Regions from separate parts of the Homo sapiens genome. Here region 1 is linked to region 2. Evidence: read pairs that join two places in POLR2A ChIA-PET (ENCODE). Cell type or tissue: PC-9. All regions are shown on one strand. Links, peaks and the distances in the headings refer to the core of each region. The heading gives the core; the rest is flanking DNA. Region 1 has its middle 11 kb from the start of BHLHE41. Region 2 overlaps SSPN-AS1 (SSPN antisense RNA 1).

What was found. ChIA-PET counts read pairs that join two places held together with the same protein. Peaks named below come from ENCODE experiments on the same cell type or tissue, not always from the same donor. Only the 100,000 strongest peaks of a DNase experiment are listed, where the experiment ranks them.
Region 1: POLR2A ChIA-PET joins it to region 2 with 12 read pairs; 6 of 35 experiments call an interaction of 5 or more read pairs at or near these places.

The regions. Positions count from the first base shown.
Region 1 is chr12:26,112,093-26,116,487 of GRCh38, forward strand. No RefSeq gene overlaps it. Among named protein-coding and RNA genes, the nearest start is that of BHLHE41, 11 kb to the right of the region's middle. RefSeq lists a silencer at 2,068-2,417. In PC-9, for the core only: CTCF peaks have their summits at 1,830 and 2,031; DNase peaks (open chromatin) are centred at 389, 909, 2,149, 2,539 and 1 weaker place; H3K4me3 peaks cover 2,793 bases; H3K27ac peaks cover 4,000 bases.
Region 2 is chr12:26,248,623-26,253,017 of GRCh38, forward strand. All of the region lies in intron 1 of SSPN-AS1 (SSPN antisense RNA 1), which reads right to left. LOC105369705 (a long non-coding RNA gene) reads left to right here and starts at 4,250. Exons shown (of 6, transcript XR_007063249.1): 1 at 4,250-4,298. RefSeq lists an enhancer at 1,974-2,143. In PC-9, for the core only: no CTCF peak of the experiment used is centred there; no DNase peak of the experiment used is centred there; H3K27ac peaks cover 331 bases.

The DNA.
Region 1 (4,395 bases), core at 167-4,166, 140 kb before region 2:
ACTCTATTGTTAAGGGAACTCCATTAATGCTTCATCACTGTTTCCAATAAGCTTCCGAATCAGGCTGAATCTTTTCCCACTTGCAGGTATAAGATGTTCACTGCCTTTGCCTCCTTACCACTTGCTGACTTCTCTATGTAGTTTATTCTTTGGATCACACAGTGCCTGGGACATAGGTGTTCAGTAAGAGTGGAGGACATGGGTTCGTAACACGCAATGTGATGCTTTGAAAAGTTGTGCGCTGTTATCTTTGGAGGCGATCAAACTGAACTAGTTGCTAGAAATGTTCATTCATCCAGAAAATATTTATTGAGAGTCATACATATTTATTTACAAAAGGCCATGTTTATTTACTTATTTATTGCCAGACACCATTCTTGCATTGCACAAAGCAACGAACCAAACTAAGTCCCTGCTTATCCTAGTGAGGTGGACAAGCAATAAACAGATTATGAGTGTGTATACACACACAGTACATCGTTGTAATGACAGGTGATACCTGCTATTTAGAAAAACAAAACAGTAAAAATAAAGGATGATGTTGGTGGGGAGGAAGCATTTTATACATTGCCTATGGGTTGCTCGGGGAAGGCCTTTCTAAAGAACGGTATTTGAAAAGAGACTTACAAAACATGGAGAGAAAAGGTGACGGAATTGGCTTTCCAGATATCTGGGGACCCAGTCTTGCAGGCAGAAGAAGGAAAAAATGCAAACATTCTGGTAAAGAATCAAGCCTGTCCTGCTGGAAGACCAGCAGGGAGGCTAGTATGAAAGGAGTGAGGAAAGGGGAGAAGAAAGAGGAGACCGTGAGTAGGAATTGATAGGATTAGAGATCCAGCCCTTTCACCTGACATTCTTCCTAAGGGCCAACTGAAAAAATTTCATGCTGAGGGAGAGGATGACTAATTGTCGTAAATAATCATTGTGTTGGCAAATGCCTGGGAAGCTTTGAGACTTTGCTAGGAGTCGTAAACATCACGAGCGGTGATGAACTTGCCTGTATGATCGCTGCTGTATCTCCAACGCCTGGCACATATAGAAGCTCAATATATATTTGAGTGAATGTTTGAAGTTTATCTTTGCTTTTTCAACCTTTCAGAATATTAATGACTAAACTGTCTCGTGCAAACGGTCTAACGTGGTGGGGGGCCGCGGGGAGGAAGTGCAATTGAAACTCAACCTATAGGACATTATGCATACATATCATTAACAGACAAACAACAAACAAAGGATGCCTTGTGCTTTGTTAATGTCTGTTAGCTTCCAGCAGCCTGTCTCCAGGGTGGCACTCACTGTGCCATTTAGACTGGAGAGATTACAACCATTCTGTAATGTCTTAGCAAATACTGGCACCTGACCTGTCCAGATATTTCTGGCAACGTCTGAGATCTTTTTCCATCACATGACCAAAGCCATATTTGCAGAGGGTAGTGGTACTTCTCTACTTTTGCAACACCCTTGGGTATACTCAGTTATCTAAAAGACACCATGAACTCCAAATTACTCCAAAGTAATTGTTCATTTTAGGCTGTTTATAAACAGGCATGTTTCAGAAAGTGTTACAAAATCAACGTGGTCACTTCCAAGAGTGAAAGTGTTAGATGACCAATTTGCCCAAAAGGGGTTTGTAAATAACTAGATGGTAATTTACCAAAAAAAACCCAACCAAACAAACAAACAAAAAAAAAACAACAAATCCATCCCCCGGCCCCTGGCTACATTAGTTTCCTTCATTTTACTGCACCATGCAAAATCCGTTCGTGCCATAAAATCACTTCTCTTACTTTACACCTTGAACGGAAAGTCCCAGTGTATTTCATCACAATTAAACAAATCGCCTAGTACTTAATTAGTGGGAATTCAATTTGCAAAACTCCACGTGAGCCCAGTGAAAAGATGTAATGCCTCAGACAGCCGGTACTGCGACACCTCGTTTGCCCAGAACTCTCCTCTGGCACTTTCTCCCCACCCCCACCCACCACCTGGGGTTTTCCCCGCAAGTCCTGGCCCGGGGCCTGGACCTGCTGAGGTCCCGCCCGGCCGCGGCCCGCTCTAGACCGGAGTTCCCGCCCCAAGGCCCTTCTGAGGCGGGTGTCGACCTTCGCGTAACCCGCGCCCAGGAGGGCCGCTCGGAAACTGCTGTGTCAGAATGGTTTGAGGAGTCCCGAGTCAGAGCCAGCTTTAATTCGGGAGGGATGACTACCCAGGGCTGGCCCGCGGAGACGCAGCCGGGAAGGGTGTGGTGCAGCTGTCGGGAGAGCGCGCCCGGGCCCGGCCGCCTCGGCTCCGCCCTCGGCCCCACGGTCCCCCATCCCGCCGCCCGCCAGCGCCCCGGGGCCAGCGTCTGGAGAACTGTGGACGCGCACGCGCGTAGGACGGCGAGCAGGCCCCGCCCCTCCCCGGCCCCCTCTCACGTGCTGCTCAGCGTGCGCCCAGACATGTGCGGGCACACGTGACAGCGCCGCGTCCGGCCCCGGTTCCCTAACCCCGCGCGGCTGTACTTTGAACCCAGGCGTGGGAGACTGGAGCAGGGAAGGGAGGAAGGAAAACCAGGCGGGGAGGCCGGCCTCGGGGAGAATGATATCATCTGCAGCTTTATCGCTAGGCAACCTAAGAATGCTTTTCCTCTCTCTCCAATCCTAGAGCCCCTTGAAGAGCTCAAGGCTGATGACATTATTCCCCCCTCCTTTCCCTCCAACCCCCCATGCAGCGCTCAAACGGTGATTCAAGGAGCAAGGGTTGGTTTACTAGTTTTAAAATGAGGATCTTAGCAGGCACAGTTCAGAAATCGATCCATTATCGCGCCCACTTGGGTCTGCAGAGGCCTTCGGGGGTGCCTGCAGTCAGGTGCCTCTCTGGTCATACGCGGTTTACACAACCACGATATGGCTAGGCAGATAGATAAGCCTTGTTCAAGATAATATGTATTTGAAAACTAAGTCCTGCTTAAGGTGTCTTAGAATCCTGTGTCTTTATAATACTATAAGGGTTTTTCTGGTTGCTCTGAGTTACAGGTCGCCAGGAGTTGGGTCAGACTGAAGTCCCCCTGTTACAGCTAATTTTCGAATCACAGTGAGGAAGCCGCAAGGCCGCATATGGAAGCAACATGTATTAAACTATCTGGCAGATACTCAATATCTCTGTTGTGCAGCACATAATATTCTGTGTGCACACCCATATGGAAAAGGCTCCAAAATTGAAACCTTAGCTAAAGTTCACAGTGCCCTAAAAATACTCTATATAAAAACTGTAGCACATGGCCCTCTCTCCAGCTTGCTGGATTCTAGAGGTTCTCTCTGACCAGCTTCATAGGTTATTTTGGTCCTAGATCCCTTCTGTTATAGAGAACCTCTAGGGCACAACCAGGACCACACAGGTATAGAGGGGCAGAAAGCCCACCGTTATGTGGAGACTTCCAAACTAGGAAAGGCACATTTCTGGATGTCTCCAAAGTGAGTGGATGATGGAATAGTATGGTTATTTGTAGGAGACTTTGAAAATTATTTCCCTAGAATTTCATCTCTCTCAAAATTATTGCATGCTCTATGCCATAATTTAGCAAGATTATTATGGTGATAATCTTTCCTTCTCCACCAGCAAGTATACTCTGCCTTTGAGGATCGCACATGGGCTAGCTCAACTCATTCCATGAGAAAACCTTAGCCTGTCCCTCCCCATTACTAAAACTATGGCATAAAAGTATAAAGAGCACTAGACTCAGAACCAAAAATCCTGGTTCTCTTACTGAGCTCTATGACCTTGGACTAGTTCTTTGCCTCAGCTTCCTCCCAAAGGTTTTTGAAAATCAGGCCTTAGGATGCCATGTTTCCCTCTAGAACTGCTCAGTCTCTCTCACTCCCTTACTCGAAGGGAAAGAAGTCACCATTAGTTTCTTTTGTAAAACAGATAGATGGAGGAGGTGAGACAAAGAGCTGCTCATGAGGTACTGCTTTCGTTCCCCTACCACATGAGATATGATCATGCTCTGAATACTATCATATCTCACTTCGCAGCAGGAAATATCGTGACTCCCTAGTCCCAGCCCATGGTTCAAATCCTCAGGAGGCGATTTTGGTGAGAGCCAGCATAGCAGTCACGCTCTAAAGAGACTGGCAAGTTAGGAAATCCTTGCTTAGACCTCAAGTCAAATATAGCCAATTAAACTGTACTGCAGCTTATTGTAAATGGCACTTTTTAAAGTTTAATTTCCAGTTGTTCATTGCTAGTGTATAAAAATACAATGTATATTTGTTTATTGATGTTTTCTTCTGTAGCTTTTCTAAATTCTTGTATTTGTTCTAGTAGGATTTTTTTTTGGTAGATTGATTCCCTATGATTTATGTACCTGATAATGTCATCTCTAAATAAAGAAAATTTTACTATAAAAACGTAAAT
Region 2 (4,395 bases), core at 117-4,116:
GAATACATGAAAACATGAATTACTTGTAGGTATATTCAGTTCATCTTATTTGCTCTTTACCAACTTAAAAGAAAGATATAATGAAACAAAATATTTTAAGAGTAAAAAACAGAAGTCAAATAGTAAATAAAATAGGGAGATCTACATAAAATAGGAGAATCTACTATAAACAAGACAAATAAAATACTTAACTCTGAAAAATACGGACACTTCCCATTATCATGTATTTTCCTTTCATAGTGTTTCCAGAGCTCCAAATAAATTAGATTTTAAAATTTCATTTTCACCTCAGATATATTTCCTTCATCTGAACAGACATTGGAAGCTAGCTCAATGATTAAAAATGTAAAAAATAATGGTAGACTGAAGTCCTACAACAATATCCGTGTTCCAATCCTTAGGATCCTGTAAATCAGTGGGCCCCAACCTTTTTGGCACCAGGGATCAGTTTTGTGGAAGACAGTTTTTCCATGGAGGGGGTAGAAGGGTCATGGTTTTGGGATGATTCTAACATACTATATTTATTGTGCACTTTATTTCTATTGTTATTACACTATAATAGATAATGAAATAATTATACCACTCAGCATAATGTAGAATCAGTGAGAGTGCTGAGCTTGTTTTCCTGCAACTAGATGGTCCCACCTGGGGGTGATGGGAGAGAGTGACAGATCATCAGGCATTAGATTCTCAAAAGGAGCACACAACCTAGATCCCTCACATGCACAGTTCACCATAAGGTTGGCGCTCCTATGAGAATCTAATGGTGCCACTGATCTGACATGAGGCAGAGCTCAGGCAGTAATGTGAGCAATGGGTAGCAGCTGTAAATACAGACGAAGCTTTGCTAGCTTGACTGCCGCTCACCTCCTTCTATGTGGCCTGGTTCCTAACAGGCCTAGGACCTGTACTGGTTTGTGGTCTGGGGGTTAGGGGCACCTGTAATGTTACCTTATGCTGTAAATGTTACCTTATATGGAAAAAAGGGACTTTGCAGACATGATTAAGTGAAGGATCTTGAAGTGGGGAGGTTATCCTGGACTACCCAGGAGGGCTCTAAGTGCAATCACATGTATCCTCATAAGAGAGACACAGAGGGAGTTTGACGCAGAAGAGGAGAAGGCAATCTGACCAGAGATTGGTGTGATGTGGCCACCAACCAAGGAATGCTGGCAGCCACCAGGAGCTGGAAGGGGCAAGAAGTGGATTTACCCCTAGAGGCTTTGGAAGATCTGCAGCCCTGTCAACTCACACCTGGTTTTCAGGGTGGTGAAATGAATTTCAGATTTGTGGACTATCAAACTACTACAGATAATTTCTGTTGTTTTTGGACATCCAGTTTGTGGTATTTGTTACAGCAATAGGAAATGCATACAAAAGCTATTCTGAATTAATGCTTACTGACACAGGAAGTGAAAAGGGTGGCGAGGGGGCAGAATTTTTAAAAAATGAGATAGCATGAAAATTATGTGCATTTCTACACCAAAGGAACAAACCCCAGTACTTGTTTCATTAGGTTTAGGGCATGTGTTTTTAAAGAAAAGCACATAATAGCTAGGTCATATTGGCTGGTAAGGTTTTAGTGCTAATCATATAGGAAGTGTTGACTTTTCACTTGTTGAAGGGACTACAAGCTCTGAAACCTTTTTTTTCTTTTTCCTTTTTTTTTTTTTTTTTTTTTGAGGCAGGGTCTCGCTCTCTTGCCAGGCTGTAGTGCAGTAGTGCAATCATGGCTCACTGCAGCCTCAACCTCCTTGGCTCAAGCTGTCTTCCCACCTCAGCCTCTCGAGTAGCTGGGACTACAGGTGCGTGTCATGATGCCAGGCTAACTTCTGTATTTTTTTGTAGAGATGAGGTCTTGCCATGTTGCCCAGGCTGGTCTTGAACTCATGAAGTCAAGCAATCTGACCACCTCAGCCTCCCAAAGTACTAGAATTATAGGCATGAGCCACTGCACCCACCTGAAATATTTTTTAAATAAGTCAACATAATACATGCAGATGATTAAAAAAAAATAGTGCAGGCAGATTTGGACTGAGCACTAATTGGCTAATTCTACGCTCCCAAACTTCCCAGCCCCACTCTTCATTGGAGGTAGTGCTTCTGATGGTTGTTTTCACAATTCCAAATAACATGATTATATCTCTATTATCAACTTTAGGTTGGGGGGAATTCCAATGACCTCTCTATTAAGAAAGATGAAGATTCAGCTCTGAGGTTTTCTAGCTGGATGCAGATTAAAATCACCTGAAGAGCTTTTAAAACATATCTATAACTTGTCCCCACCCCTATAAATTCTGACTTATTTTGTCTTGGGCGGGTTCTAAGTTATTAGTCATTTTTCAAGATATTCAGATGATTCTGCTGTGAAATCAAGGCTGAGAACTAACTTGGCTCGCATTCAACCCCTGAATTCCTTCCTTCCTTCCTCCTAACATTTACTAGTATTACATACTTTCTTCTTTTTTTGTCATTCTTACAAGTAGGTGTTTTTATGGTATTAATCTTTATTCAATTAATCTTTATTTTAGAAATATAGGCTGGGTGCGGTGGCTTATGCCTGTAATCCCAGCACTTTGGGAGGCCGAGGCAGGCAGATCACTTGAGGTCAGGAGATTGAGACCATCCTGGCCAAAATGGTGAAACCCTGTCTTTACTAAAAATACAAAAATTAGCTGGGCATGGTGGTGCGCACCTGTAGTCCCAGCTACTCGGGAGGCTGAAGCAGGAGAATTGCTTGAATTCAGGAGGTGGAGGTTGCAGTGAGCTGAGATCGCGCCACTGCACTCCAGCCTGGCGACAGAGTGATACTCTGTCTCAAAAAAAAAAAAAGAATATCATTAAATATCTATTTCTTGTCTGTAAACCTTGGATGCCATTTTCCTGATTCCTAACTGTAGTAGGCAGAATTCTAAGATGATCCCCCAAGTTTCTATCCCTTGATGTGCATACCTTGTGTAATCCTTTTCCTTTAAGTGTGGGCAGGGTCCGTTACTAATCAATTAAGTTTGAGTTAATCAACGGGAGGTGTCCTGGGTGGGCCTGACCTAATCAGGCGAGTCATTTAAAAGAAAGTGAAGCAACAGAGATGCTTTCCAGCTGGCCTGGAAGAAAGCAAACAGCCATGTCATGAACTGCCTCTGGAATATTCCATGAGGAACACCAATCTTACAACAACAAGGAGCTGAAAATCTACCACAGTCAGTGGGCTGGGAAGAGGGCCCCCACCTACGATTAGAGTGCAGCCCTGGCTGACTCCTTGATTGCAGCTTGGCAAGACATTGAGCAGAAAACCCAGCTGGTTCATGCCAAGACGTCTGACCCACGAAAACTAGGAGATAATGAGTGTTGTTTTAGGCTGCTAAGTTTGTGGTAATTTGTTATGTAGCAAGAGAAAGCTAAAATACTAGCCAAACAAGATGAAGATATCGTGACTCTTACTGTTCCCTTAATATCACTTCTCTGTTTCCTGAATCCTAGTTTCTATCCACTACACGTTTATTTTTATATTTTCAAGGATAATAATATTTACATTAGCCGGATGCGGTGTCTCACACCTATAATCCCAGCACATTGGGAGGCCAAGGCAGGCGGTTCACTTAAGGTCAGGAGTTCGAAACCAGCCTAGCCAACATGGTGAAGCCCTGTGTCTACTAAAAATACAAAAAAGTTAGCAGGGCGTGGTGGTGGGCAACTGTAATCCCAGCTACTAGGGAGGCTGAGGCAGGAGAATCTCTTGAACCTGGGAGGTGGAGGTTGCAGTGAGCAGAGATCATACCACTGCACTCCAGCCTGGGCGACATAGCAAGACTCCGTCTCAAAAAAAAAAAAATTTACATTCTGTTCTAAGATATGATAGTGCCATGGTTATGAGAAGGGTCTGTAGCAGACTGGCTTTGTTTGAACCTGGTTCTACTCACTTTAGCTGATTAAATTTGGTCAAGCAAGATACTCTATCTGTAGCTCAGTTTGTTCATCTGTATTTTACAGATGAAGAAAAATAGGTCCTACTTCATGGTGTTGTTGTGAGAAACAAATGAGTCCATGCATGTAAAGTGGTTAGAAGAGTGACTAGCCCATAATATTAATAGTAACTTAAGATTATGTTTATGCTTTTCATGATTGGACTATTAGTTTATTCTAAAACTTAAAAAGTAATAAATTGCGTTTACTTAAATGAGACTAAGTAAATTTCTTTATAGCAGTGCCAAATGGTGTGCTCATATTTAGTATCTTTATCTGCAGATCCATTGTCATGACTTCTGAGCTGTTTGAAAGAGAATGTTCTCAGAATCAAGGTAAAATGGATACTATTTTTTTCTTATACTTCATCAATCCTCAAAAATTTGCCATATTTTAGCTTATTTCAGATAGAACAATAACTTTTGTGTACAG